Linked DNA regions of Homo sapiens: region 1 is linked to region 2. The links are chromatin loops, found by intact Hi-C in ENCODE. Cell type or tissue: Calu3. All regions are shown on one strand.

The links. A loop is a pair of places that touch in the nucleus more often than their neighbours do. Peaks named below come from ENCODE experiments on the same cell type or tissue, not always from the same donor. Only the 100,000 strongest peaks of a DNase experiment are listed, where the experiment ranks them.
Region 1: it touches region 2 in a loop (2.0-fold over the local background); 9 of 110 quality-filtered maps call a loop at or near these places.

The regions. Positions count from the first base shown.
Region 1 is chr6:25,306,734-25,314,733 of GRCh38, reverse strand. The region is part of intron 2 of CARMIL1 (capping protein regulator and myosin 1 linker 1); the gene reads right to left. Among named protein-coding and RNA genes, the nearest start is that of CARMIL1, 31 kb to the right of the region's middle. RefSeq lists an enhancer at 3,131-3,631. In Calu3, no CTCF peak of the experiment used is centred here; DNase peaks (open chromatin) are centred at 1,403, 1,803, 2,490 and 3,053.
Region 2 is chr6:25,261,628-25,269,627 of GRCh38, reverse strand. It overlaps the pseudogene RPL21P68. Among named protein-coding and RNA genes, the nearest start is that of CARMIL1, 14 kb to the left of the region's middle. In Calu3, CTCF peaks have their summits at 3,559 and 3,758 (motif pointing left); a DNase peak (open chromatin) is centred at 3,747.

The DNA.
Region 1 (8,000 bases), 45 kb before region 2:
GCCAAGTATATACTCAACTGTTGGTAAATATCTGAAAGATGGAGGCAGTCTCATTAAGGAAACAGCTGGATATACCAGGAAACAACATGGATATGTGACATACTGATAAGGAGGGCAAAAACTAGCTTAACTATCATTGTGAATATATAAGTGCATGTGTGAATGTATACATACATATATATGTATGTGTATGTATACGTATATATGTGTATGTATGTATTGTGTGTGGGGGTGTGTATATATATAATTTTTTTTTTTTTTGAGACAGAATCTTGCTCTGTCGCCCAGGCTGGAGTGCAGTGGTGTGATCTCAGCTCACTGCAACCTCTGCCTCCCGGGTTCAAGCAATTCTCCTGCCTCAGCCTCCCAAGTAGCTGGGACTACAGGCACGTGCCACCACACCCAGCTAATTTTTGTATTTTTAGTAGAGACAGGGTTTCACCATGTTGGCCAGGATGGTCTTGGGCTCCTGACCTCGTGATCCACCCGCCTCGGCCTCCCAAAGTGCTGGGATGGAGGCCGAGGCGGGTGGGTGGATCACAAGGTCAGGAGCCACAGCATAAGCCACTAGGCCCAGCCACATATATAATCTTTAAGTTTGCTTCAAAATTCAGGCAGAAAGACTTGCCAAAGAGTTTAGAGTTCAGACTTCCTCCAGGATTTTTTTATATCCTTTAACATAGCACATTTATCTCCCTATATTCAAATGTCTTACCCACTTTAATTAGAAAAAGACTGACTACAAAGAAAACATAGAATCAATAACTGAACATCTAATTTTAAACTCTCATTGGACTCATCACCTCTTCCCTTCCAAGTCTCATGAGGGCCTGCTTTAGCAAAACTGACTCCATGTTTCTACATCCTGTGGTTTCTCATGCCCACTCTGAGAAGTGAAAAAAAACAGTTGAAAGGCAAGACATCAGAGAGGGAATGTTATAGGCCAACCTCCAGATAAGTGAGCTCTAAAACGCATTTATTTGGAAGTTTAAGGCATCCAATTTTTTTAAATACACCATTTCTGGTTTCTCCCAAATAACTGTATATATACAGCCTTCCCTGGGTAAAGATCTTTAAAATGCTGGCACTATTAATGTATACAAGGTCTCTGTCCTTGACTATTTGCCTGACTGCTAACTAGTTAGCGGTGGCCCTGGCCCTGCCCCTCATCCTCATGCTGCCCAGAGTCCCTCCAAATAGGTTGTAGGCTCAGTGCTCTCATCCCCCCATCTTTCTGCCCACTATGTATCTGCAGCCTTATAGGACCAAATCTATACTGGCACAAAAATATAAAATGATAAGGATAGCAACTTGAGCAGGGAAGGTGCATCAGGGAAACAGCCAGGCCTATGGGCAAGGCTGGCAGAAGAGCCAGCAATTCCTTTCTATCTGAAGAAGAAACCCGTTCTTCCAGGGCAGGCTGCAGGCGCTGTCAAGAACAGAGTGAAAGGAGGAAGAGACCCTTCTCTCCCTCTAGGCAAAACTTCAGGTCACCCATCTTGCAAAATCTAAGCTTGGTTTTTTTTTCTTAATCATTCCCACACTCGTGAAGATAACTGTGTTTACTATGTGGGGAAAATTTTTTATTTTCAAAATAAAATTATGGGAGGTAAGCTCAGCTCATCCACAGTTTTTGCAGAGTTCTTACTGGCCAATTTGGGAGAAGAGTTTCTCTGAGTTCATCACATGCTGCCATCCACTAGAGGACAGAAGCATGACTAAATGTAAACCTTGATAAAAGCTTTTTACAACTCAGAAAGGGAAACAAGGGTTTCTTCTCTCCACTCGTTCCCCTCCTCTGGTTTTTTTTTTTTTTTTTTTTTTTTTTAACTGAGTCATGCAAAGGAAATTTTAGGCACTGGCAGAACAGAGGTGGGGCATTATAGAGATCTGCCAGCTGTTTCCTTAAATAATGCAAATCTCCTTACAACGTGGCAAGACTTCAAACTGTTTTCACTAATTTCTCAGGGAAAAAAAAAAAGACAAAAGTAATCTGAAAGTGGGGGGGATGGAAAATTCCAAAAGCTACCCCATTAGTAATACTGAGTGACTGAAGGAATAAAACAATATAAACTCTAAAAAGAAAGTTTCCCCACCAGAATATTAATCTCCCAACCAAGTAAGTGACCTCAATTAAAGAGACACATTTGAGTTTAAAAAAACAAAAACAACAAAAAATGAGTTAGGAATTAAATGAAAATTCCAGCGTTATCATGGGTGTGGCCCTCAAGAAATTTACTTTCTTACATCCATGGAGTTTTGCCTTTTTACAAGCTTATGTTTTGCAATCATCCTGGCTATTTTCCCAGAAGAAAAAAAAAATTGGTGGAACAAGGGGAAGGATGTCTAAAATTTGGAAATCATCCTTGGTATCTTAACCAGGGAAAAGCTCTCAGGTCTCTTGTCTTGGGGAATATACTCCTGTACTAAAGCAGTCAAACAAAATTTCAACAAGTTTATGACAAATAGGAAGTCCAGCCTTTGGTGAGGTCGCTGTCAGGAGTTCTATAAACCTTGGGTGCTCTAAAGTTTATCTGAGCACACCCAGATGGGAGGGGGTGAGAGGAAATATAGACAGGATAGGACAAAAAGGTTTTTAATCCTTCACCTTGACAAGATGTCTTATTTTGAAAGTGTTTAATTTAGAATGTATATAATCACCAATAACTAGATTTGAAGTTCCATGAGCACAGGACAATATTTTACCCTTTTGTTGTAATCGTTGCCTCCCACAAGACCTAGCAAATGCTATATGTGATGGATGTCAAACTACTTTTATTGACTAAGAGAAAAATAATGTCCCAGCAGTTTGACAGGCGGCTAATGCCTCCTGAGACAAAATCAGTGGCTAGTAATCGAGAGTGGGATGGGAGAATTGTGTCTTCAAAATCACCTTGGAGATCACTTTCAAACTACTTATCCCCTGGCCCTCTAAGATCATGACACACCCACAAGGGTATGCCCACTTTTCCCTTCTAAACTAAGTGTGCCATTGTTTCTGATGGGTGTGTATCATATCTATTAGGTGTGTACCTTTGCAGGTTGGGGGGATGGATGGCTAATGATTTACAGCTTTTCACAATAGAACCTTCAGGGTGAGAGGAGGGGCAAGCACCTGGATCTGATGGGTGGGGGTGGGAACTGGGGCTTAACAGCTTTTACAGATCTCCATCTAATGCTCTTTTTTTCCCCCGCTCTATATATCCTACAGCCTTATGCAAGACCTAGAGCTTCCAAATCCTGAACTTTTCTGGAGTTTTATGGAGCTAACTGGCTCACTTACTGATATCCTCTTTGAGATCCTTAGAGTCCAGCTTCCTCTGCTTAGCCAGTCAGTGACTAAGCCAGTCAGCTTAGTCAGTGACTCCTTCCAAAGACATCTTGATGGCAATTAACTGCTGTGATCTCCTCTCCTATTCTCCTACCTTTGAGGTGCCTGTGTCTTTTTTATTTCATTATTTATTTTATTTCATTTTAGAGACATTTTGGAAAAACTAAAGGTACTTATGCGTTCAACCCGTCATGGTTTTTTTTGTGTTTTGTTTTGTTTTGAGACAAGAGTCTTGCTCTGCCACCCAGGCTGGAGTGCAGTGGCACGATCTTGGCTCACTGCAACCTCCGCCTCCTGGGTTCAAGCAATTCTCTGGCCTCAGCCTCCCGAGTGGCTGGTATTACAGGCGCCCACCACCACACCCGGCCAGTTTTTTGTATTTTTAGTAGAGATGGAATTTCACCATGTTGGCCAGGCTGGTCTCAACCTCCTGACCTCAGGTGATCCACCCACCTTGGCCACCGCACCCGGCCTCAACCCACCATGTTTTATAGAAGTCATTTTAATTGCTTGTACATCTTCTCTGCCAGATCACAAAAAAAACAAAATCACACAAATCTTACATATGCTCCCAGAATTTAGTGCAATCTAGGCCTATGGTAAATATTTTAATATTTGTTGAATAAATGAATCATTTTAAAAGTGTAGAAATCACAGAACTTTAAGCTTTCAAAGGATCTTCAGCTTTCTAGGTTCTTCTCTCTCCTGTATCTCTCCAATCTTCTAGTGGAACCATATTTAAAGCTCCAGATTAATAAATAATCTCCTTTTAAAAAATCCCTAGAGCAGTGGCTTTCATATTTTTCTGATTGCAACCCGGAATATAGAATACTTCTTACGTCACAATTTGCTAGATGCGCTCATATAGCTACTGAAAATAAATTTCATGCAACAATACTTACCCTTACCACATGGAATGTCCTCTAACATCTACTATTCTATTTTAGTTCACCTCCTAAAAAATGCTGGCCATGATTCACTAAACTGAATTCACAACCTACTAATGGGTGATCAGCTGCAGTTTGAAAAACTTTTCTATTCAACCTATCTCTCAAGCCGCAGCTTGGATATGGTGGCCTCAGGGGCAGCCTTCCCTGACTCCCTAATTAAGTCTACATGTCCCTCCTTTATGTTCTCATGGTATATGATCCTTCTACACTTTTTTGTGGTAGGCCTGGATCTGTAGGATAGGCAAGACATCTAGGGGATCAGAGACTTGAGCACATATGCCCACACAAAAACTTGTATGCACGCTCATAAGAGCATTACTCACATAGTGAGAAGGTGGAAACAACCCACAATCTATTAGTGAAGGAATAGATTAAAAAAAGATGTGGCCCGGCGGGGTGGCTCACTCCTGTAATCCCAGCACTTTGGGAGGCAGAGGCGGGTGGATCATGAGGTCAGGAGTTTAAGACCAGCCTGGCCAAGGAGGTGAAGCCCCACCTCTACTAAAAATACAAAAATTAGCCGGGTGCGGTGGCGTGCACCTGTAATCCCAACTACTCGAGAAGCTGAGACAGGAGAATCCCTTGAACCCAGGAGACGGAGCTTGCAGTGAGCCGAGATCGTGCCATTGCATTCTAGCCTGGGCAACAGAGCAAGATTCTGTCTCCAAAAAAAAAAAAAAAAAAAAGATGTGGTATATTCATACAGTGGAATATCATTCAACCATAATAAAAGAAGAATGAAGTTCTAACCCATGCTACAACATGGAAGAACTTTGAAAATATTATGCTAAATGACATAAGCCAGACATGAAGGCCACATATTATATAATTCCATTTATATAAAATATCTAGACTAGGCCGGTCCATAGAGACAGAAAGTAGACTAGCTGTTGCCAAGGGCTGAGAAGGATAGGTGGACTGGGGATAAGTGTTAAAGGGAAGAGGTTTCTTTTTGGGGTTAAAAAAAAAAAAAGGCTCAAAATTGATTCTGGTAATAGATGCACAACTCTGTGAATATACTAATAGCCACTGAATTGTACACTTTAAACAGGTGAAATGTATGGTATGTGAATTACTTTTTTTTTTTTTTTTTTTTTTGAGAGGGACTCTTGCTCTGTTACCCAAGCTGGAGTGCAGTGGCATGATCTGAGCTCATTGCAACCTCCACCTCCCAACTTCAAGTAATTTTCAAGTGCTGGGATTACAGATGTGAGCCACCACACCCAGCCTGAATTACATCTTTAATAAAGTTGTTTTAAGAGAGAGGCTAGGTGTGATGGCTCATGCCTGTAATCTCAGCACTTTAAGAGGCCTAGGCGGGAGGATCACTTGAGCCCAGGAGTTCATGACCAGCCTGGGCAACATAGTGAGACCCTGTCTCCATTTTCAAAATAAAAATTAAAACAGAGAAAAATCTAAGGGAGACCTGGAAATTGGACTAAGTTGCAGGAGGCAGGTGCAGAATTTATTTTACTTATCCCTGGCTTCTAGCACAAGGCTCATAGGCATGGCAAAGGCTCCATAAGTATTTGTTGAATTAATAGTTGATTCTATGACAATGAGTGGATGGGCTTTCTCAGTCATGTAAAGCTTCCACCTTGGGGTACTCCCATGTTAACCATTCAAAGAAGGAAAAATGAGCTTCCTTTTTTATTAAGTGAACTTCCACCTTCACTTAAAAGATATCCAATACTCCTGATGATTATAAACTGAAGGATTTTTTAAAGTAAGAAAAATATTATGTTTCCCTGTTTCACTGTTAAAAAAAAAAATGGCCGGAACAGTGGCTCACGCCTGTAATCCCAGCACTTTGGGAGGCCAAGGCAGGTGGATCACAAGGTCAGGAGTTCGAGACCAGCCTGGCCAACAAGGTGAAACCCCATCTCTATGAAAAATACAAAAAATTAACCAGGTGTGGTGGCACGCGCCTGTAGTCCCTGCTACTCGGGAGGCTGAGGCAGGAGAATCACTTGAATCTGGGAGTCAGAGGTTGCAGTAAGCCGAGATCGTGCCACTGCACTCCAGTCTGGGTGACAAAGGGAGACTCCATCTCAAAAAAAAAAAAAAAAAAAAAATGGTTGTACAATAGTCCTTCTCACGGAACCTCACATGAAATTCTATTAATAAGAGCTTTCTCAGGCACAGTGACAAAGGGGTGTTGTTGGAAACTGTGTTGCTCAAAGTTTTATCATACTCCACAGCTGACTACAAACTGATATTTTAAGCTTAATTCCTGCACAGAAAGTTTCAGCTCAGCTATAGACAACAGCAAGCCACCAAAAGAGACAAGAAATAAGGGCTAAGAGAAACTAAAAACACAAAAGCAATGCACTGTTATGTTTGTTAATAAAAGTAGAACTTTATATCCATGTGAAATATGTAGCCTAATCTGCACACAGCCATTTTTTAGCCTAAGCATAACTGGATGGCTACCTTGTTTAAAGTCTTATCAGTGCCATTTGAATGCCAACATCCACAGCCACCTGCCGTAACAACACTTGCTTGCTATAAATAAGTAGATAACATTCTCTCCCAAGAGGTAAAAATTCTGGTTATCTATTAAAAGCAAAACCAATAACCAAAATAACCCATCTTTTAGCTATCCCTCATTTATCAAAAAAGAGGCTTACACTTCAGATTTAGATGCCTGCAGAGTGGTCCCCCAAAAAAGCAGTATCTAAACAAAATAAAGACTAACACGGCACAGAACTACTCTAACAATAGCGATTCTCTTCCCACAATATTTCAGATCCCAGTGGAAGCCTTTCCCCAATGTCTAAATACATCTCTGTTTACTTCCTACATCTAACATTTATTTTTAACAGTGGGAATACTTTTCATTCCATAACCAAGAGAAATTAACAAATAATGTCAGATCTTAACTTTAGCAAAACAAAACCTGGAAATAATTCCAATGTGCTTCTTGTAAATGGATCTCTTTTTTAAAAATAATACTTTAGAATATGTTGCACATCTAATCAATTTATCAACAAACATTTATTGAGTACAAGGTACAAAAAAGGTGGACAAAGATGGAGAACTGCAGATCAGGTCAAGGAATTTCTAATAGAGTAGGAAACACACACAGGTATCCAAACAACAGACATTCAGGAAACACGAATAATAAGTTCCATGACATAATGTAAGTATATAAAGTGCTAACAAATACAGTCTGTTCACTTTTCTAATTTAAAGTTCCAAAAGGCTGATAAATATTTGTAAACACTCTTACAAGCACAGGTATTACTGCCCAGTTTCAAAAGGACCAGGGCGACCGGGCGCGGTGGCTCACAGCTGTAATCCCAGCACTTTGGGAGACCAAGGCAGGCGGATCACCTGAGGTCAGGAGTTCGAGACCAGCCTGGCCAACATGGTGAAAACCTGTCTCTACTAAAAATACAAAAAAATTAGCCAGGCGTGGTGGCAGGCGCCTGTAAGCCAAGCTACTCCAGAGGCTGAGGCAGGAGAATCACTTGAACTGGGGAGGCAGAGGTTGCAGTGAGCCGAGATCGTGCCAGTGCATTCCAGCCCAGGCGACAAGAATGAGACTCGTCAAAAAAAAAAAAAAAAAAAGCCAAGGCACTGCAGGAAACAGGTGGTTAAACACAGAACTGCCATATGATCCAGTAATTCCACTCCTAGGTATATACTCAAAAGAACTGAAAGAAGGAACTCAGATACAGCAATGTTCAGCCATACAGTAATGTTCACAATAGTAT
Region 2 (8,000 bases):
TCAATTATCTCTTTACACACACAAACAACCATAAGGCAAAATTCAACATCCATTCAAAATAAAAACTCTCATTAACTAGGATAGAGGAGAATTTCCTCAAATTAATAAATTGAATCTATGGAAAACCTATAAGTAATGTTATATTTACTGGTGGAAGCATTTAGTCCCCCTTATGCTTCCCTCCTTAAATCAGAACCAAGACAAGAGTATCTACTCTTCCTATTTATACTCAATATTATGCTAGAAGTCTTAGCAATACTAATAAGGCAAGAATAAGAAATGAAAGACATAATGGGCAGAAAGGAAGAAAAGCCTGTCTTATTTGAAGATGGCATGACTGTATACATAGAAAATCCTAAGCAGGCCAGGCATGGTGGCTCACGCCTGTAATCCCGGAACTTTGGGAGGCCGAGGAGGGCGGATCACGAGGTCAGGAGATGGAGACCATCCTGGCTAACACGGTGAAACCCCGTCTCTACTAAAAATACAAAAAATTAGCCAGGTGTGGTGGTGGGTACCTGTAGTCCCAGCTACTCGGGAGGCTGAGGCAGGAGAATGGTGTGAACCTGGGAGGCAGAGCTTGCAGTGAGCCAAGATGGCACCACTGCACTCCAGCCTGGGCTACAGAGCAAGACTCCGTCTCAAAAAAAAAAAAAAAAAAATTTGCTGGGCATGGTGGTGTGTGCCTGTAGTCCTAGCTACCTGGGAAGCTAAGATGGAAGACTCACCTGAGTCCAGAAGGTCGAGACTACAGTGAGCCATGATCCCACCACTGTACTCCTGCCTGGGTGACAGAGTGAGATCTTGTCTCAAAAAAATAAATAAAATAAAATAAAGAGAGAGAAACACTCAGCAATAAAACGAAATGAACTAATATTATATATGGCAATATGGATGAATCTCAAAAACATTATGCTAAGAAAAAGAAATCTAGACACAAAAGAGTGTGTACTTGTGGTAACAGGAGGCATACAGTTGTCTAACCTCAGATTCCATGGGGATTCTATTTTTGGAAATCAGAAAAGATAAAATAACTCTCAGAATGATATATATATTACTAGAAATGTTTATTTCTGTAGGTTATTGGGAAGAATCTGCTTTGTACCTCATTCAGGATGTTGACAGAATTTAGTTCCTTGTGATTATGGAACTGAAATCTCTGTTTCCTTGCTGGCTGTCACTCAGGGCCCATTCTCAGCTCCGAGGGCCAGCTTACTTTCCTTGGCATGTGGCCCCTTTCCATTTTCAAAGTGAGCAAAGCTAGAATCTCTCTTGCATCAAACTCCTCTCATGCTTCTAACCTCTTTCACCAGAAAGAGACTTGTCCTTTTTAAGGACTCACCTGGACAGGTCAGGACCACCAAGTATAGTCTCTCTTTCTCTCTCTCTCTCTTTTTTTTTTTTTTTTTTTTTTTGAGACAGGGTCTCACTGTGGTTGCCCAGGCTGGAGTGCGGTGGCACAATATTGGCTCACTGCAGCCTCAACCTCCCAGGCTCAAGTGATTCTCCTGTCTCAGCCTCCTGAGTAGCTGGGATTACAGGTGCACACCACCATGCGTGGCTAACATTTTTGTATTTTTAGTAGAGACAGGGTTTCACTACATTGCTCAGGCTGGTCTCAAACTCCTGGACTCAAGCAATCTGCCTGCCTTGGCTTCCCAGAGTGCGGGATTGCAGGCGTGAGCCACTCACTGCACCTGGCTAGTCTCTCTCTCTCTCTCTCTCTCTCTCTCTCTCTTTATTTATTTATTTATTTATTTATTTATTTAACTTTAAGTACTGGGATACATGTGCAGAACGTGCAGATTTGTTACATAGGTATACAAGTGCCATGGTTGTTTTCTGTACCCATCAACTTGTCATCTAGGCTTTAAGCCCTGCATGCATTAGGTTAATTCTCTCCCTCCCTTTCCTCCTCACCCTAGTCCCTCTTTCTTAAAGTCATCTGTACTACATATAACACAACCTAATAATGAAAGATCCCATCATATTTACAGGTCCCTTCCATGCTCTAGGGGAGGGAATATACCACAATCTGCTACCACAATAAAGTTGGCATAAAACATAGAAAAAATTAAGAGAAATTTCAGCAAATCATTGTATTGTGAATGCTGAATGATGGGCGATACGTGTTTTTGTTTAGTTTTACTAACTTTGTTGTGTATGTGTGTGTGTGTTGTATTTTTAGCATATTGATCAATCACAAAAAGAATACTAAACTACTTTTATTAGTGAATGTACTTATTTTTCACATTTCTTTTCTATTTTTATTAATATCTGTATACTCAGGATTAACCTTTGTTGTTTGCTTCTGTCCTCTGGAACCTGATATCTGGGGCAATTTCAAAAAGTAATTTCTGAAGTGGGGGCAATAAATAAGTCAACCTAAAAAGAGAAAATAGCAGTCTGAGAAATCTTTCCAAATTTTCTGTTTAAAAAATCTGGCCACATAAGAAGTAAAAATAATAATAGCCATCAATGATGCTAAGCCACTGACACATTTCATCAGCATTGCTTATCTCCTATTTTCCCATTGTTCAATGTCGTCACATGAATTGTCATAAAAATGAGATTATTATTGTTCAGTTGCTCATTAGTTCAGGCTGTGGAGATCTCCTAAAAAGGATAACTTGTCTTTTGAGACCTCCCTATTTGTTACTAGAGAAAAGTGTGGGATGTTTTGGATTGCAGATGGAAAGTTTTCCTCTTTAACTGAACTCTTGAGATTGTAGTGAAATCATCCATGTCCTGAAGCATCATAATCGTTCCCATATGGACGAATTCATTCAATAAACAGTTATATTTGCATATATAGATTATCCCTAGAAATAGTTTGTCCCTGTTTTGGGAATCTTTGCTGTTCAAACAGCTCTCAAGGGTATATAAGAGGGTTTTACTCCTCTTACCCACCTCCCCATTACAACTCAGTTCCCTAGTGTTTTCCTCCAAATATTTTTAAGAAGTGAGGTAAGCTGGCTCTGAGGCTTCTAAATTCTGAATTCTGGCTCATTTTAACTGAGTCATTCCGGAGGTCCTAGCCTTGAAACAACTTATCTTTGGTTCCAATAAACAATAAGCTTAAGAAAAAAAGTTAGCTGTCTAATAGCCCCATGATTCCCTTGGCTATCTAGCTAGAAACTCTGTTCGCAAATCTGCTGCATCTTTGATGAATAGGAAATTTACAAATAATTCACAATTATGTTGAGTCAGCGCAGGTAGGGAGTTATCAGACAGTCAAAATACTTTAAAAGTGACCTGTTGGAAAAGTACTAATTTAAAAACCTGCTCAGATTTTTGCTTTCTTTCTAGCGATTACCTTAAGATTGTATTGCACCCTTTGTTATATTTTTAGATATTTAGATTTTCTTTTCCTTTATTGCTGATATTGTTATTGCTCTATGAAGCAATACAACTTTTAGCCATCTGCTTCTCTTCCTCTTTTGGATAATTGACATTTTGTCAAATGGCAAAAAAACAGTATCAACCATACTAAGTAATAACTAGCATTTATTAACCCTTCCTTCATGTTGAAGATAAAGCACTTCAAGTGTTTTATCTCATGTAACTCTCGAGACAACTTAAGAGGTAGGTGCTTTTATTATCTCTAGTATTTAAATAGGGAAGCTTCACTCCAGACGGGTTAGATAACTGTCCCTAAGTCACACATTGACACCACAGAGTAGTTCTGATGATAGGTTGTGGTGCTTCTACACATTCCCAATCTAAAATGCCAGTAAAGAAGTGACTGCTACTGCCATCTGCTGGTAACTAGCAGAGTTGCTAGCTACTTTTGCTCATGCTGCAATTAAAAATCTGTACAAATTAGTGTTTGCAATGAGAGCTCTCTTCTGACACACGTTGGTGTCTCATGATGCCATCTATCATGCTAGTGTTTAGAACAGTCCCTGACACACCGTAAGCACTCAATATTTATGGAATGAACAAATGGAGATCCCAGGAGAGTTTTTGTTGGTAAAACTTCTCAAGTTGTCCTGAAAGAACACAGAAGCTGTCTCCACACAAAGCAGTGATGGTCTTTCTTTCTTTCTTTCTTTCTTTCTTTCTTTCTTTCTTTCTTTCTTTCTTTCTTTCTTTCTTTCTTTCCTTTCTTTCTTTTCTTTCTTTCTTTCTTTCTTTCTTTCTTTCTTTCTTTCTTTCTCTCTCTCTCTCTCTCTCTCTCTCTCTCTCTCTCCTTCCTTCCTTCCTTCCTTCCTTCCTTCCTTCCTTCTTTTTTTCTTGAGATGGAGCTCTGTTTCCCAGGCTGGAGTGAAGTGGTGCGATCTCGGCTCATTGCAACCTCCACCTCCTGGGTTCAAGCAATTCTTCTGTCTCAGCCTCCCGAGTAGCTGGAATTACAGGTGTCTGCCACCACACCTGGCTAAGTTTTGTATTTTTAATAGAGACGGGGTTTCACCATGTTGGGCAGGCTGGTCTCGAACTCCTGACCTCAGGTGATCCGCCCAACTCAGCCTCCCAAAATGTTGGGATTACAGGCATGAGCCACCACGCATGACATATGATGCTGTTTTTCAAGTGTTTACTTCATTCACTGTGCTGCCTCTGCATTTACAATCTCCTTTGAATTTCCTTGTTATAACCTAGTTTATAAGTGGAGTCTCACTCATGTTTAAATCTAACTTTATCAGTTACATCGTATAGGTTTTAGAAGGAATCCTAGTTTCAGAACTGACAGAACTGAAAAATCCTGGCTAGTGTTTCCCAAGCCCTGTTTCAAAAGATGGTGATTTTAAAAAAGTGTTTAATAGACAAATAAGTTTCAGAAGCAGTACATTAGATAAATTTCCCTTGTTTTCTTTCTTTCTTTTTTTTTTTTTTTTCACTGTAGAACTTCTTAGAGTATTGAGGCAGGAGAATGGCGTGAACCTGGGAGGCGGAGCTTGCAGTGAGCCGAGATTGCGCCACTGCACTCCAGCCTGGGCGACAGTGAGACTCCGTCTCAAAAAAAAAAAAAAAAAAAAAAAAAAAAAGAACTTCTCCGAGTATTAGAAATCTTTGAGAAGGGTTATACATAAAACCGTATTTGGCAGCTTGGGCTGCCATAAAAAAATATCATGGGCTAGGGTCTTAAACAAGAAAAATTAATTTTCTTACAGTCTGGAGGCTGGAAGTTCAAGATCAAGGTGCTGACTTGTTAGGTTTCCAGTGAAGGCTCTCTTCCTGGCTTACACATACCTGCCTTCTTGTTTTGTCTTCACAGGGTCTTTTCTTGGAGGATGATATTGGAGAGAGTGAGAGGTGCTCTTCTTATGTCTCTTCTATTAATGACACTAATCCAATTGGATCAGTTCTGCACCCTTATGACCTAATTCAACCTTAAATACTTCCTTAGAGGCCCCATCTCCAAATACAGCCATACAGGAGGTGAAGACTTCAAAATATGAATCTGGGGGGGACACAAACATTCAGTCCACTTACAAATAGGACTTGATCACAGATTCTTTCTCATTTAGCTCCTATTAACATCCTAAAAGACATTAGTGTTTTGTGGAACTCACTTGGAAATTTCCAATATACCAAACTCCAGTTACTACAGATGGAGTCCAGTGAGAATAATTTTCCTAATATCATACAGCTAGTTATTGGCAAAGCTAGAACTCTCATTTTAAGTGTTGTTTTCATGATATCATGCTTGTTCTATTTTATTTCTCCATACGAAAATAAACACTAGTATTGCCTTTGCAGAACTTTACAGTTATAAAGGGGATGTGAACTAACATTTATTGAGTGCTACTATGTGACTTTTCTACCCTCCCCCGTGCTAAATGGGTTAAACATTCCAGAATTTATGACTGTTGCATTTCACATCATGATTTAATAAATGCTTGAATGACAGCCTCTATGGGATGAGTCAGTGAGAGTCTGCCCTGAGAGATACATCTTGCTGATTTTCTATGTGTCAGGCACACAGAAAATGTTTTTTTTTCTTTTTTTTCTGAGACAGAGTCTCACTGTGTTGCTCAGGCTGGAGTGGGGTGGCACTATCTTGGTTCACTGCAATCTCCGCCTCTTGGGTTCAAGCAATTCTCCTGCCTCAGCCTCTCAAGTAGCTGGGACCACAGGCACCAGCCACCACACCTGGCTAATTTTTTGTGTGTTTTTAGTAGAGATGGGGTTTCACTGTGTTGATCAGGCTGGTCTTGAATTCCTGACCTCGTGATCCGCCCGCCTCGGTCTTCCAAAGTGCTCGGATTACAGGCATGAGCCACCGCACCGGGCGGCCTTTTTTCTTTCTTTCTTTCTTTCTTTCTTTCTTTCTTTCTTTCTTTCTTTCTTTCTTTCTTTCTTTCTCTCTCTCTCTCTCTCTCTCTCTCTCTCTCTCTTTCTTTCTTTCTTTCTTCTTTCCTTTCTTTTTTTTTTTTTTTTCTCGCCCAGGCTGGAGTGCAGTGGCCCGATCTCAGCTCACTGCAAGCTCCACCTCCTGCGTTCATGCCATTCTCCTGCCTCAGCCTCCCAAGTAGCTGGGACTACAGGCCCTGTTTGTATTTTTAGTAGACACGAAAGTAGCCAGGATGGTCTGGATCTCGGGACCTCATGATCCGCCCGCCTCGGCCTCCCAAAGTGTTGGGATTACAGGCGTGAGCCACGGCGCCCGGCCGGGTTTTTTTCTTTTTTTTTTTAATTTTAATCTTTTAAAAACCTTTAAACTGACAAATAATAATTGTACATATTCATGGGGGTATATAGTATTGTTTTGAAACATAATGTATGGTGATTAGATCAGGGTAATTAGCATATCCATCATCTGAAACAATGGTCATTTCTTGGGTTGGGAACATTCTGTATCCTCCTCCTCCTCTAGCTATTCGAAACTATGTATTACCTACAGTGGTATAGAACAATAGAACTTATTCCTCCTATCTACCTGTAATTTTGTCCTTTAACAAATCTCTCCCTATCCTGCCCCCGACCCACCCTTCCCATGACCCTCCCCAGCCTCTGGTATCCTCTGTCCTACTTTTTACTTCTATGAGCTCAACATTTTTTTTTTTTTTAGCTTCCACATATGTGTGAGAACATGTGGTGTTTAACTTTCTGTTCCTGGCTTATTTCACTTAACATAACGTCCTCCAGTTCCAGCCGTGCTCACATTGGCCTTTTTTTTATGCTCTAGAAAGTTATATTGTTTTCTGCCACAGACTTCATAATGCTGTGTTCTTTTCTACTCTTCTTTTTTACTTCCCACCTTGTTCTCCTGCACTTCAGATGCACAGAATTGTGTTAACCATAAACTTTGGGTGTTTATATGCCATCATCCTTGATCCATTCACAATACCATTCAATAATATAATAAACATCCAACCCAACAATCAGAATAAGTAACCTATATTTATCTACATGTGCCTTTCTTGTCTCATCCCATTGCATCTCCCTCAAATAATATTTTGATCCTAAATGTTAGATTTATTGTTTGCTTGCTTTTTGTTGTTTTTGCTTGCCTAACCACACACAACACCACACACACACACACACACACACACACACACACACACATCTCTATTGGTTACATGGTTTAATTTTTTTTGTTGTTGTTTGTTTGTTTGTTTTGAGACGGTGTCTCGCTCTGTCACCCAAGCTGGAGTGCAGTGGCGCTATCTTGGCTCACTGCAAGCTCCGCCTCCCGGGTTCACGCCATTCTCCTGCCTCAGCCTCCCAAGTAGCTGAGACTACAGGCACCTGCCACCACGCCTGGCTAATTTTTTGTATTTTTAGTAGAGATGGGGTTTCACTGTGTTAGCCAGGATGGTCTTGATCTCCTGACATTGTGATCTGCCCGCCCTGGCCTCCCAAAGTGCTGGGATTACAGGCGCGAGCCACCGCGCCTGGCCTTTTTTTTTTTTTTTTTTTAAATAGTCCAGAGGTCTTTTATTTTATTTCTTTAACACCTATTATGCATGAATTCATAGGGAATAGATTCCAGCAGCTCAAGCTCTTTCCCGTTGGTTCTCACACAGTGTGCTTCTCTGGGTGGAGCAGGCTGG